Linked DNA regions of Homo sapiens: regions 2, 3, 4 and 5 are each linked to region 1. Evidence: chromatin contacts called from ENCODE Hi-C or POLR2A ChIA-PET data. All regions are on one chromosome and are shown on one strand. Each heading gives the region's core, a stretch centred on a gene start or an enhancer-like site at or near the end of the contact. The rest is flanking DNA. Distances are from core to core; before and after follow the strand shown. Region 1 holds the start of MAF (MAF bZIP transcription factor). Region 2 holds the start of NUDT7 (nudix hydrolase 7). Region 3 holds the start of CMC2 (C-X9-C motif containing 2). Region 4 holds the start of WWOX-AS1 (WWOX antisense RNA 1). Region 5 holds the start of CDYL2 (chromodomain Y like 2).

The links. Hi-C counts contacts between places; a loop is a spot of excess contacts on that map. ChIA-PET counts read pairs that join two places held with the same protein, here RNA polymerase II (POLR2A). Pooled maps may share reads with other maps.
Region 2: a map of mammary epithelial cell shows a loop between it and region 1 (8-fold over the local background). The contact joins the promoter of NUDT7 here to the promoter of MAF in region 1. A Hi-C loop is called at or near these places in 2 of 168 maps with a recorded cell type or tissue (CD4-positive, alpha-beta T cell and mammary epithelial cell) and 7 of 50 pooled maps.
Region 3: a map of CD4-positive, alpha-beta memory T cell shows a loop between it and region 1 (18-fold over the local background). The contact joins the promoter of CMC2 here to the promoter of MAF in region 1. A Hi-C loop is called at or near these places in 3 of 168 maps with a recorded cell type or tissue (CD4-positive, alpha-beta memory T cell and naive thymus-derived CD4-positive, alpha-beta T cell) and 10 of 50 pooled maps.
Region 4: a loop to region 1 is called in a map of endothelial cell of umbilical vein, with 10 times the contacts of the local background. The contact joins the promoter of WWOX-AS1 here to the promoter of MAF in region 1. A Hi-C loop is called at or near these places in 14 of 168 maps with a recorded cell type or tissue (Caco-2, Calu3, IMR-90 and 9 more), 1 of 37 single-sample maps with no recorded cell type and 19 of 50 pooled maps.
Region 5: a loop to region 1 is called in a map of naive thymus-derived CD4-positive, alpha-beta T cell, with 4 times the contacts of the local background. The contact joins the promoter of CDYL2 here to the promoter of MAF in region 1. A Hi-C loop is called at or near these places in 2 of 168 maps with a recorded cell type or tissue (both naive thymus-derived CD4-positive, alpha-beta T cell), 1 of 37 single-sample maps with no recorded cell type and 8 of 50 pooled maps. POLR2A ChIA-PET finds 5 or more read pairs at or near these places in 1 of 52 experiments (activated CD8-positive, alpha-beta memory T cell).

The regions. Positions count from the first base shown.
Region 1 is chr16:79,599,481-79,601,988 of GRCh38, forward strand. It overlaps MAF (MAF bZIP transcription factor), which reads right to left and starts at 1,257. Exons shown (of 2, transcript NM_005360.5): 1 at 1-1,257. The coding sequence starts at 422. LOC101928230 (a long non-coding RNA gene) reads left to right here and starts at 1,407. Exons shown (of 3, transcript NR_188556.1): 1 at 1,407-1,509. RefSeq lists an enhancer at 1,172-1,466.
Region 2 is chr16:77,721,256-77,723,763 of GRCh38, forward strand. It overlaps NUDT7 (nudix hydrolase 7), which reads left to right and starts at 1,259. Exons shown (of 4, transcript NM_001105663.3): 1 at 1,259-1,362. The coding sequence starts at 1,328. RefSeq lists an enhancer at 1,097-1,391 and a silencer at 1,105-1,234.
Region 3 is chr16:81,005,631-81,008,138 of GRCh38, forward strand. CMC2 (C-X9-C motif containing 2) reads right to left here and starts at 1,255. Exons shown (of 4, transcript NM_020188.5): 1 at 1,104-1,255. CENPN (centromere protein N) reads left to right here and starts at 1,584. Exons shown (of 11, transcript NM_001100624.3): 1 at 1,584-1,647. RefSeq lists a silencer at 993-1,362 and enhancers at 1,533-1,642, 1,953-2,092.
Region 4 is chr16:78,240,497-78,243,004 of GRCh38, forward strand. It overlaps WWOX-AS1 (WWOX antisense RNA 1), which reads right to left and starts at 1,255. Exons shown (of 4, transcript NR_184272.1): 1 at 702-1,255. All of the region lies in intron 5 of WWOX (WW domain containing oxidoreductase), which reads left to right. RefSeq lists a silencer at 76-370.
Region 5 is chr16:80,803,345-80,805,852 of GRCh38, forward strand. It overlaps CDYL2 (chromodomain Y like 2), which reads right to left and starts at 1,254. Exons shown (of 7, transcript NM_152342.4): 1 at 806-1,254. The coding sequence starts at 829. RefSeq lists silencers at 35-184, 465-534, 1,145-1,454, 1,475-1,534.

The DNA.
Region 1 (2,508 bases), core at 7-2,506:
GCCGCGGCCAGCTGCTGCGCCCCGCGCGCGTAGCCATCGAAGCCGCCCTGGAGCTGGTGGCTGTTGCTGATGAGCGCCTCGACCGCGTCCTCGGGGCTGAAGCCCAGCGCCTCGGGGTTCAGCTGCTGCGGGTAGCCGGTCATCCAGTAGTAGTCTTCCAGGTGCGCCTTCTGCTCGCTGCCCGAGCCCGGGCTGGGCGCCGAGAAGCTGGGGGAAGGGGGCACCGAGCTGCACGGCGTGCTCATGGGGGTGGAGGACAGCGAGCCCCCGGCGATGAGACGGCCGCACTGGCTGATGATGCGGTCGGTCTCCACCGGTTCCTTTTTCACTTCAAACTTCATCAGATCGAAGTCATTAACATATTCCATGGCCAGGGGACTGGTGGGCAGGTCGGAGTTGCTCATTGCCAGTTCTGATGCCATTCTCCTGCCGCCGCCGCCGCCGCCGCCGCCGCTCCGCCAGATGGGCTGCAGGAGAGGGGCCAGCGGGCTGTGCTGGGTGGCCAGCGGGTGAGCCAGCTTGCCGGGCTGGGGCGCTTCTAGCTTGCGCGGCGGTGGCTGGCCCGAAACCTCCGAGCGCGCTCACACACACACCCCCCCGCCCTGCCCGCGCCCCCCGCGCCCGCCCTCCCTCCCCCCTGCTCACGCCAATGTGCTCCCTCGCTCGCCCCGGCCCCTCCTTGCTCGCTCGCCTCCTTGCGCGCCGAGCCGGCGGCTTCAGGCTCGGGAAGATCCTCCGCGAGCTGCGGTGGCGGCGGTGGTGGCTGCGGCGGCGAAGCTGGAGGAGCCCGGCCCGGTGCGCGGCGTCCCCCGCTCGCCGCTCCGCTGCGCGCTTTGCATAAGGAAGGGCTCGCCTCGCCGGCCCGGGCTGCAGGCAGGGCGCGCGCGGCGTCCGCTCGGGGCTGGAGGCGCGGCGGGCGTCTGTCCGGGCGGCGCGGGCCTTGGCACGGGGGAGTTAACACTTCATGCTTCTCGCCTCCTCTTCTGCTTGGCTCTCTTTATTATTTTTTTTCTTTCCTCTCTCTCCCTCGCGCGCTCTCTACCTCTGTGCAAAGTGCAAGGCAGAGGTGCAGCCCGACTGGAGGAGAGGGAGGGGGGAGTTTAGTTCTTTCTTGCCTTTTTTTAAAAAAGCAAAATAGCGAAGTCCTGGGGAAAGACGAGGCAGAGAGCAAAGGGGGGAGGGGGAGGCCAAGCCGACAAGCAGCCCGAGCTACAGCTAGAAGATGAAAAAAGATTTTAAAGCCTCTGATCCAGCAAGAAGAGTTTAAAGCAATTGCTGAGTTTTATAGCACTCGTGACGTCAGGTCCAAATGAGAAATTGACTGGCACTCCGGGCCAATGGGAGGCGGCGAGAGCGGCCGCGATTAGCATAATAGTATAGAAACAAGGAAACTTTTCGGAGCTGTCAATCAGGGCCCAATCAGCTGACTGTCAGCTGGGACGGGCTGGCTTAACCCTTCCTGCGCCGCTGCCTACCCGGGAGGGAACGAGGCCCGGCGCAAAGTTTGGTGTAAGAGGGGAAGGAGTTTTTCCAGAGGGGCTTCGGCAATCCGGGCGGACCTGGGAGGGCGGTTTGCTTTTCTTTGGAGCGCGAGACAGGCCTCCCATCCGGAGCCCCAGCTCGCTGGGGGCTCACTCGGCTGGGATTGGCCTGATTCCCCTCCCCTGCCTGCCCTCCACCCCCAGGATTGTGAATTCGCCTCCCAGCTTTTCCTCCTCGCACCAACTCTGGTACCCAGGTGTCTGCCGGGGACCTTCCTTCCCTGAGCCTGGCCGTGCCCGGCGCTCAAACTTGGCCCCAACTCTTTGTCCGTCTCTCGGGCGCCCGTGCGGGGAAGGGACCGGGAAGGGAGGGATGCAGTGGGGTGTCCGGATCGGGGCTGCGGGCTGGGCGCCGCCCGGCCATGCGCCTGCCCAGAAGGCTGGGCATCCGTGGAGAGGGAAAGCCCATTTTATCCCTCTCTTTACAACGAGGTAAAATAAGTTGTTTAGAGGCCATTCTTCACGGAGACCGGCTGCCCGCTGGCGTCGCGTGCCCTTGGACAGAGCGAGCGCCTATGCGAGATAACTCCGGGGAAGCTCAAAGTCAGGTCAGCCGGGCTCAGCCTTCCGGCTCCTGACTGGCCGGAGTTTGGCCTTTGAGACTCATATTGCGCGCTCGCTCTCTCTCTCTCTTACACACACACACACAAACACACACACACTCACACTCACCCGTCCCCTTACGAAATCTGACCTCTGTTTATCAGGGTCAGGCGCGCCCTTTGCACTTTTACGTTTCCTTTAATTATTTCGGACTTGATCGTGGCAGGGAGCAAGGGGGAAAAACAATACCCCAGCCCTCACCAGCTACCCTCGAAGGGTTAAATTTTAAACCGCGGTTTCTGGAACTAGTCCGGAAACGCAGAGTGGGGGGTGGGGTGGGGGAGGCTGCTCCCCCCACCCCCAGTTGCAAATGCTAATAAGTAGTTCAAATTTCTAGATTGATTCTCTAAAAGTTTATGCAAAA
Region 2 (2,508 bases), core at 9-2,508, 1.9 Mb before region 1:
CTGCAAACTCCGCCTCCCAGGTTCAAGCGATTCTCCTGCCTCAGCCTCCTAGTAGCTGAGATTACAGGCGCCTGCCACTGGCTAATTTTTGTTTTTTTAGTAGAGATGGGGTTTCACCATGTTGGCCAAGCTGGTCTCAAACTCCTGACCTTAGGTGATCCACCCGACTTGGCCTCCCAAAGTGCTGGGATTACAGGTGTGAGCCACAGCGCCTGGCCCAGAGTCCACATTTTTAACAGGACCAAAGTGATCCTGATTCTGCTGGTCTGAGGACCACACTTTGAGAACTACTGCTTTCAAGATGAGCTGCACTTCTATTTCCTCTACCAAGCCTCTTCTGTCTCCTAATTGGGTCACATTTCTCCTTCACACGCTCTAGAAGGACCAAAGGCCACTGCTTTATCAGTGTGATTTTTTTTTTTTTTTTTTTTTGCATTAAAAACTTCTTATCTTCTTCTTCTTATTTTTGAGACGGTCTACCTCTGTCAGGCTGGAGTGCAGTGGTGCTATCACGGCTCACTGCAGCTTCGACCTCCTGGGCTCAAGCGATCCTCCCACCTCAGCCTCTTGAGTAGCTGGGACCACAGGTGTGTGCCACCACGCCTGGCTAATTTTTTATTTTTATTTTGTAGAGATGGGGTTTCGCCATGTTGCCCAGGCTGGGCTCGAACTCCTGGATTCAAGTGATCCTCCCCTCTTGGCCTCCCAAAGTGTTGGAATTACAAGCATATGCCACTGCATCCAGCCCTGTGTGATTAATTTATGTTTCTACCATTTGACTGTGAGCTCCACGTGTCTTTTCGCTAGCTGTGGGATCTGCACCCAGTGCATACAGGTGGTCGGTGAACAGGTGCTGACAGCAGTTCCAAAAAGTTGAATGAATCACCTTAACCTTCCAGCAACAGCGAATGCGAGTGTAAAATATTATCACCTCACCAACACTGTATTTTTTTTTTTTTTAACTCTTCCAGCTCTAAATTCCACAACTCCTCCTATACCTCTTGCTTCCATAGAAGCCCAAGGAGCCCGGCAGAAACTGCTTTGAGCAACCAGGAACACCCGGCCCTAAGTCCCGCCCCGCGCCTCTCCCCACCTCAAGTCCCGCCTCTGGCTATAAGCCCCGCCCCGCCCCGATCCCGGCCTCCGATCCCAGATCTCGCACCGCCCCGCCCCCTGTCTCCGCCCCAGACACCACCCCGCCTCGTGCTCTAAGCCCCGCCCCTCTCTCTGGCTTTAGGCCGCTCCCAAGCCCAGAGCTGCTCTGCGCAAGCGCGACCGACCGAGCAGCTCCGAGGAGTCCGCCCGGAAACAAACATTCCCCAGGGCAATGTCACGACTTGGTCTTCCCGAGGAGCCAGTCAGGTAAAGGCTTTCCGGGCCCTGGCACCCCGAGCTTGGTCAGGCCCGGCCTTGATCGTAGCGGAGGCCACCGGGGCCTTTTGGCCGGGACTGATTTTGCAGCTCCCGCCAGTCCACCTGCGAGCGCCGGATGGGGGAGCACTCGCCTCCAGCAACCCGCAGGGTCCCCGAACCTTTGCACTGCTCTGGCCAGGAACAGAGCCGGCTTAAGCCAGTATGGTTTACATACACGCTGCTCCCCTTCCCAGCCGGCTTGGCTGTTCTGCAATCCGCGTCTCCAGAGTTGGACCCCAGGACCCCCGACAGTGGCACAGACCCGCAGCAGGCAGCCCCGGATTCAAGTCCCCCGGTGGCTACTTTCAGTTGTGACCTTGGGTCTGTCAGTTTCGTAAACTCTCTGAGCCTGGAGGTGACCCTGTGATCACTTGCCGGGCTGTTGTGAGGATAAAATGAGAAACGTCAAAATTGAGACCATGCTCAGAACGGGGTGGCTGCTACTGCTGTTGATACCTTGGTGATTATTCCAGCGGCCAGCCCCTAAAGTGGACAGATAACGTTTTTGCAGCCTTTTACTTTGGCTGGTTTGTCTGGTCAGTTCTGTGGTTTCCGGGTGGTTAAAAGCCACCAGCCCACAGTTTCCTTTTCTGGAGGCTGGCCTGCGTGCATCCAGATGCACTGTGCAATCCCTGTGCCAGCATTCACTGATTTTTTTCAGGCCATTTGGTCTTTGAAATACACTGCCGTTACCCAACCACATCTGGTGAGCACCCTGCCACCTAGAAAGAGGCAAAAAATAGCAAATACCTCCTGCAAACAACTGCTTATCTAATGATGGGGAGATTTATGACAGTGGTTACCATTCCCTGAGCACCAGCTGTGTGCCAGCCACAGTATATGAACTGCATCATTTAATCTTCTTAAATATCCTCAAGCCTGACACAAATGAAGATGAAACTCAGAGAAGTCATTTGTATACACTTTTTTTTTTTTTTTTTTGAGACAGAGTCTCACTCTGCCGCCCTGGCTACAGTGCAGTAGGCAATCTCGGCTCACTGCAGCCTCTGCCTCCTGGGTTCAAGCGATTCTCCTGCCTCAACCTTCTGAGTAGCTGGGATTACAGGCATGTGCCACGATGCCCGGCTAATTTTT
Region 3 (2,508 bases), core at 5-2,504, 1.4 Mb after region 1:
CTGGCACTGTAGACCCCATGCCAGGCTGCTTCTGGGAGGGACCCGGGGGTGCTGCCTAGGGAGAAGGGCTTAACTACTCTGACTTCCACCGAAGAGTTTCTCAGAGAATGCGCCCTCGCAGCTTTCCCTGAATAAACATTACCAGGACTTACAAGGTGCCTAGCACTCTGCCAGAATCATGTGAATTTCAGAGGAAAATACTCGTTCACACATCTCAAGGAACGCACAGGCTCGTGAGGGAGCATTCTTGCCAATGCACATGGTAAATGCCCAATCGATGTTCGCGGAATGTCAGAAACTGACAACTAGTTCAGGCCTCAACGCAGTAGGAAAAGGATGAAAAAGAAACTCATTTTAAATCAACTAAACAAGTGCAAAAGCCATACATATAAAGGAGAGGAGATACGAATGGCATCACAACATAATTCCTTTGCCATCGAAAACTTCCATGCCTTTGAGGTTTTAAATGAAGACTTCCAAAACTGATTTACTTAAGACTCTACGTAAAACGCCTGATCTTTAAACGCAAGAAAAGCAAGATGAATGTATTACTTTCCTGGAAAAAAAAAGCATTAAAGGAGAAAAAAGAGTAAAGTGTACTGATGGGGCTCTTGGTGGGTTCTCACATCACAGGGCACTGCAGCTGAGACTTGCTTGAACGGCCCCCGTTTTCTACCCGCAAATTCTCAATTGCTAGATAAACAACAATAACAACACTTTATTGGGCGCTCATCGTGTCAAACCCTGTGTTGAGGGCTCCATTCCTCAAGGTCCATTTTACCGGCGAGGAAGCCCCGGCTCCGGGAGGGGAGGAGCGCGCCCAAGGTCACCAGCCAGTTGAGTGAGTGGCGGGCGGATCCCAACCCCGAGCGACGCCCACGGCCTGTCTCGGCCACCAGCGTGTTCCAGCGAGCGCCCAGCCACCTCGCTCGCAGCCTCCCCAGCGCAGCAGCCCGGCTGTGGGCCTGCGGCAGCCGGGTCTTCCTGGTCCCCACCTCCTGGGGCCGACGGGCGGCAGGAAGGGGCTCGGCGGGACGCGCCATCAGGGACCTGAGGAGGAACAACGGAACGCGTTCGGAACGGCCTGGACTCCCGAGACTCACCCGACTCGTGGCCACACCGGGAGAACTGAAGCGGCAGTAGCCGGCGGAGACGCCCGACCCGAAGGCCGGCTGCTAGGGAGCAGACAGCTGAACCGCTTGCCAGACGCCGAAACCCAGTGACGCCCTCCACCGCTCCACCGTGCTCCCGGCTCCTCGCCCCCGCCGCCCGCGGGCCCCAAGGCGCATGCGCCGCCTGTCCTGGAGGGGCCCATTTCCGTCCGTCGTGGGGGGAGGCACAGTGAGTCCACTGGGGCACGGCAGCGTCTAAGCCACAAGCCGAGCACATAAGCCAGGTCCTAACGGAGCCTATGTGTAAGTCCACTACTGGTGCAAGGTTGCACACTTCTAAGAAGAGCGGCGTGGGGGGCTCGGCGACCTTCGCTTCAGTCGCTCCCCCGTGCAGTCCCCTGTGCCCAAGACACAGCCTGATGCTTGTGCTCCGGTGGGCGGAGCTTGGAGGCGGCGGGAACTGCAATTGGTGGCTTTGAAGGCGCGGCGAGCGGGAACAGCTCTTGAGGAGTGAGACTGCAGGAGATGTGGGCCGGTAAGAGAGCCCCGGGCGGCACTGGATCGGGCCCCGGAGGGTGTGGGGCCTTGAGGAAGCCAGATCCCAGGCCTCGGGGGTGGCTTTTTCGCAATTGTCGCACGTTGTGAGGCGCAGGATTGGCGCTGGGTCTCGGGCTCGGGGCGAGGAACTACGGTTCGGGCCGAGGTGAGGGGGCGGTGGCGCTGTGCCGGCTGTGACGTCACCTCGCCCGCGGTGGGGCGGGTGGAGCCTTTCGTAGGCTCGCGACTGCGTCAGGGGAGGGCCGTGTGGTCATGTGACCAGGGGCTCCGCTCTACGATCCTGGGGTTGCTTCCTTTCCCAGAGTTGGGGTTTTGCTTTTCTGTCACCTCGGCTTCCGTCGTTTTTTGTCCCTGTACCCTCTTGCGTTGCTCCTCGCATTGCCTGTTGGAGCGCAGCAGAGGTGTGTGGCTACGGGAACGTTACTTAAAATGGATCTTTTTGATCATGCGTTCCACAGATCTTGAGCATCTACTGTATGTCAGACACTAAAACGCTAGGAAGTATAAAGAAAGTTTTAAAATGGGGCCAGGCGCGGTAGTTTACGCCTGTAATCCCAACACTTTGGGAGACCGACGTGGGCGGATCACCTTAGGTCAGGAGTTCGAGACCAGCCTGGCCAACATGGTGAAACCCCGTCTCTACTAAAAATACAAAAATTAACCGGACGTGGTATCGGGTGCCTGTAATCCCAGCTATTTGGGAGGCTGAGGCAGGAGAAGCGCATGAACCCGGGAGGCGGAGGTTGCAGTGACCCGAGATCGCGCCACTGCACTGCACCCTGGGCGACAAAGCGAGACTGTGTCTCCGAAACAACAAAAAAAGGAAAGTTTAAAAATG
Region 4 (2,508 bases), core at 5-2,504, 1.4 Mb before region 1:
CTGCCAACACCTTGGTTTCAGACTTCTGGTCTCCTGAACTGTGAGAGTCAGTTTCTGTTGAGCTTGTGCTGATACGCTAGGGCAGCCCTAGCACACTGCCACATCTGGTTTCCCGGAGGAACTTCACAGGGTCTTTGTTCTTTATCTACAGTCTCTGGAAGTCTCAGCAGCCTCCTGTGTTCGCAACTGTCATTCCAGAGCAGCCGTCTCGTGTTATGCATTTGCTTACTCATAAGCAAATATTTCACAAGAACCTGCGAGGGCCAGGCTGGGCCAGGCAGGTATTGCAGGTGCAAGGATCTATATAAGACAGTGCCCTTTAGAAGATCCCTGTCTCATTGAGAAGCGTTGAGTAAATGGGTCTCTCTGGTCATTCTCTCCAGAACATGAAGCCAAAGGGCTGAGAGGGAGAGACTCCAAGAATGAATTAGTGTCCAGCAAGGTATCGCTTGTCTCAGGATGACAACTTGCAATTTGGGGATCTCTCAACGTCCTGACCTCCATCTCAGTGGGCATGTTCCTCACCTGGCTGGCTGCCCCTGCTTACTGATGCAGCCTCCTGTCACACGGTACTCACCTCTATTCACTGTATTCCACCAACACTGGCCTTGGGAGCCAGCAGTACCCCCATTGTACAGATGAAAGTCTTGTGACTGTCAACATTAAAATGAGAATGATATTGACCCATGATACTTACCCACCTGTTCAGTGGATTCGGTGTGCCGTCAGCATGGTTCCCAGCACATAGTAAGTGCTCCGTAAATGTCAGCATCTATTATTATCATTTGTGTTTTTTTTTCCCCTTCTCTGCCTTCCTTTCTCTCCCTCCTTGGTCTGCTTCCTCCTGTTGCTATCAGAGCCTGCCTGCCTCATCCTTGTTCCAGCCTTGATGGTGATGATGATTGTGGTTGCTGTTGCTATTTGTTTTTTTGGTTTGTTTGTTTGTTTTGAGAGGGAGTTTTACTCTTGTCACCCAGGCTGGAGTGCAGTGGCGCCATCTCGGCTCACTGCAGACTCTTCCTCTTGAAGCTGGGGAAGTTCAAGCAATTCTCCTGCCTTAGGCTCCTGAGTGGCTGGGACTACAGGCATGTGCTACCATGCCTGGCTAATTCTTTGTAGTTTTAGTAGAGATGGGGTTTCAGCATGTTGTCCAGGCTGGTCTTGAACTCCTCAGCTCAAATGATCTGCCCACCTCGGCTTCCCAAAGTGTTGGGATTACAGGCGTGAACCACCACGCCCCTCACGCGCAGCCACTGTTGCTATTGATGATTATTATGACATCATTGCTCAGATTCACTTGGCTCAGAGAGGGCGGAGTCAGAGTGACCCAGGTGGTCACTGCTCCCCTTCTTGTCCATCAAATCAGCTGCCTCCAACAGCATTGCCTGGCAGCGTCACGTAGTAGCCCTCTCCCTCACAAGGCTTTTGAGGCAGACAAATGCCACTGATAAAGCAAAAGCAAATGTTTTGGGTGAATTCCCCATAGCTACACTAGATTTGAGGCTGAGAAATGGAATGCCTGTCATTGTTGACTGAAAAATACAGCTCTCCTAATAGAGTCTTGGTGCAGGAGCTGTTAGCCTTGCCGCCCTGCAGACTTGAAGAATTGCGACGTCGGCCTAACATAATTTTGGTAACTTTGTCTGCTTCTGCCTCGGGTAGAAATAATTCAGATTTCACTCTCCATTTTCTTTAATGGGCTAAACAGCCACTTTGTAATACCTGTATTTTATTAGACATAATTCTGGATATTGTTTCTGCAGCGTTTTTGAAAAGACAAACCTGAGAGAGCCCAGCTATTTAACTTAAGCAATTTTAAAGTTATTTGTAAAATGATATGCTGTCTTTTTTGACCCAGTTACTTTATAAAGCTACATTCTTTGGCAAACATTAACACAACTTCTCCGTGTGTGGGCTAAATAAATATTCGGGCAACACTGATTGAGCACTGCCTTGGGTAAATAATTCTCTCTCCACACATTTCCTAGTTTATAATGAGGAGTTTTCTTCGTGGTCTGACCAAATGTAACATTCCATTGAAAATGAGACATAAATCCTTGAGTGAGGGAGACGTGGAACCAGGGTTTGAGGAGGGTTATTAAAAAGGTGAGGGTAGCAGGGTGACCTCCTGAGTCCCCTGCTCTCCCGAGCCTTCTCTCCTCTCTGGAACCCATGGCTAATAGGGGACAGGAGAGAGCGGAAGCAGAAAGAATAAGAGATATGAAAGCCAGCCGGGCACAGTGGCTCACGCCTGTAATCCTAGCACTTTGGGAGGCCGAGGCAGGCAGATCACTTGAGGTCAGGAGTTCGAGACCAGCCTGGCCAACATGGTGAAACCCTATCTCTACTAAAAATAACAAAATTAGCTGGGTATGGTGGTGTGCGCCTGTAATTCCAGCTACTTGGGAGGCTGAGGCATGAGAATTGCTTGAACCTGGGAGGTGGAGGTTGCAGTGAACTGAGATCGCACCACTGCACTCCAGCCTGGGCAACAGAGGGAGACTGTCT
Region 5 (2,508 bases), core at 4-2,503, 1.2 Mb after region 1:
GAGTACTGGGCGCTGGGCTGGCATCTGTGTCCTATGTCCCCAACACCTCAGACTTCCACGTTCTCCTCCCACCCAGGGCCCTCCGCAGCGCCCCCTTTCGCCCCCAGGGAGCACGACACCCGCAAGGGCCACCCCCACGCCCGAGCCCGGAGGGCGTCCGAGCTGGTGCGGGGGCAGCAGGTGGGGGGTGAGGGAGGTGGCCCGGGGACCCCGGGGAGCGGTTTGGCGGTTGTCCCCCCGAACCCCCACCCAGCCTCCCCCTTCGCAGCCCCCCGGGACCCCGCCTCGCCCCGGCCAGGCTCCGCTCCGATCGCCCGCCCCCCTCCTCCCCCGCGCCCCCGGCCCAGCCGGGCCGCGCAACCCCCGCCCCACACCCCCGCCGGCCGCGGCGCGCCCCCCCGCATTCCCAGCACGTCCGGCGCCGACTTTTACCTGTACTTTCTGTACTCGAGGCGGCTCGTCGGGCGAGAAACACCTCCCCGGGACCGCTACCTCCCCCGCCCCGGCTCCGCCCGGCTTCCTCCTTCCCCTCCAAGGCCGCAAAGTAGATGGAGTAAGAGAGTGTGTGTGCGAGAGAAAGAGAAAGAGGGAGCGGGCGCGGGCGCCGCGGGAGGCGGCGGGCGGCGGGCGGCGGGCGGGAGGCGCGCCCGGCCCCCGCCACCCTCCGGCCGCCGCCGCCGCCGCCGCGGGCTCGGCAACTCCGGATTGCGCCCGGCCCCGGCCCCGGCCCGGTCCCCGCCGCCCGCCGCCGCCGCCCGCCGCCGCCCGCTGACTGGGGCCGGCCCGCGCCCCCGCGTCCCCGTACCTCGTAAAGGTCCCCAGAAGCCATGCCAGGCTGCGGAACTTGGCTCGCCGGTGTGCGCGTCTGCTCGCTCGCGCCCTCCGTGCGTGTGCGCGCGGGGTCCGGTGTGCGCGTGTGTGTGCGCGCGTGTGTGTGCGAGTGTGTGTGGTGTGTTGAGTAAACTGTGTTTTTGCAGAATGACAGGCTTGGGGGCTGCCTATGCGCAGAATCAGAGCGGGCGGCGGCGGGGCTGGCGTAACCGGCAGCAGCGGCGGCGGCGGCGGCGGCGGCACGAGCGCGGGCAGCAGCGACGGCCGCGCAGCGCGCCCGGGAGGCACGGACGCGGCCCGAGCGCCGCGGCCCCCGCGACCCGGCGACCCGGCGGCGGTGGCTGCAGCCGGCAACGGCTCGCCCCGGCGCCGCCTGCAGGAAGCCGCCCGGCGCCCGCCGCCGGCCCGGACGCTGCTGCCACTGGGCGAGTCCCCGCCCCCCGGGAGCCCGGCCCGGCCCCCGGGGCGGGGAGGCGGGGGCTGCTGCCCGGCCGCGCCCCGGGGGACCGGTCCCAGAGTCGACTAGCGCTCGGGCCCGCCCCGCCACCCCGGGCCGGCTTCGGGAGCAGCTGGCGGGGCCCCCGGGGGGCGGCGGGCCAGGTGCCCGCCGGGTGCGCCCGATCTGGGGCCGCGAAGGGGCGGCCGGGGAGCCAGGTAGAGGGCTGCGGCTGCAGACCTCAGGGAAGGGGCCCCAGCCGAGCCCCGCCGGCCCGGGGTCCCCACCTACCTCCTCCACCCTCGAGGGGAGTGGACGCCGCCTGGGAGACCTGGCCCCTCGGGGCTGCGCGGCCCCTCCCTCCAGGCTGGGTTGTAAGATGTGGAGGCCACAGGGAGGAAGGATGAAATGGCCCATCCAGAGGCACCATGGGGATCCAGGACAGGCGTGGCCACCCCATAAACCCTGGAAAGTCTTTAGAGCCAGGGGTGGCCTTCCCTCAACAACCCCTCTCCCCGAATTTATTCACTCATCCCTTACTCAAACATTTACCAAAGTCAACCCAAGTGCACAGTGTCCCTGGACAGGCAAAACTGGGACCCTGCCCAGAGACAGTTTGAATCCGCAAGTGAGGAGTGTAATGGAGCACTCAGTTGTTCTAAAAGGTCATCCTGCGTGTGACAGGCTGCGGAGCTGGAGGAGCTAGAGAAGCTCTCCAAAACCCAAATCCGTTCCTAAGCCATCTCTCATGGATAAATGGTCACCCCTCTGCTTAAAGGGTTCTCCTTATAAATATTTATGTATATAGTTACTTCAGAACCTGCAAGGTCAGACTTCTGAAATTGGAGGGAAGATCTTCATCCCCACCCATGAAATGCCTGCCTGGCTCCAGATGTGATGTATCATTAACTCACATGCTCCCTGGATCATTTTCTACTTGGGAGGCTGTGGGCAGGTCACCGAACCCTGATGGGAGATGGTGATAGTCACCTAAGTGATTTAAATAGAATTAAGGAGAGGATCTACGTATACATGAAGTGACCTGTCCATCCCAGCAGAACTCAATAAAGGTGATTTGTATCTGAGTCTCAACCTGGACTGCCCTCATGGAGAGTGAGATGGCAGAGGGGCTCGATAAATTGTTTAATCCTGAGGTTGTCAAACTTTGAAAAGTCACCAAATTTTTTAATCCAAAAAAAAAAAAAAAAAAAAAAAACTCCATGGAACCTGAAGCATGTCTG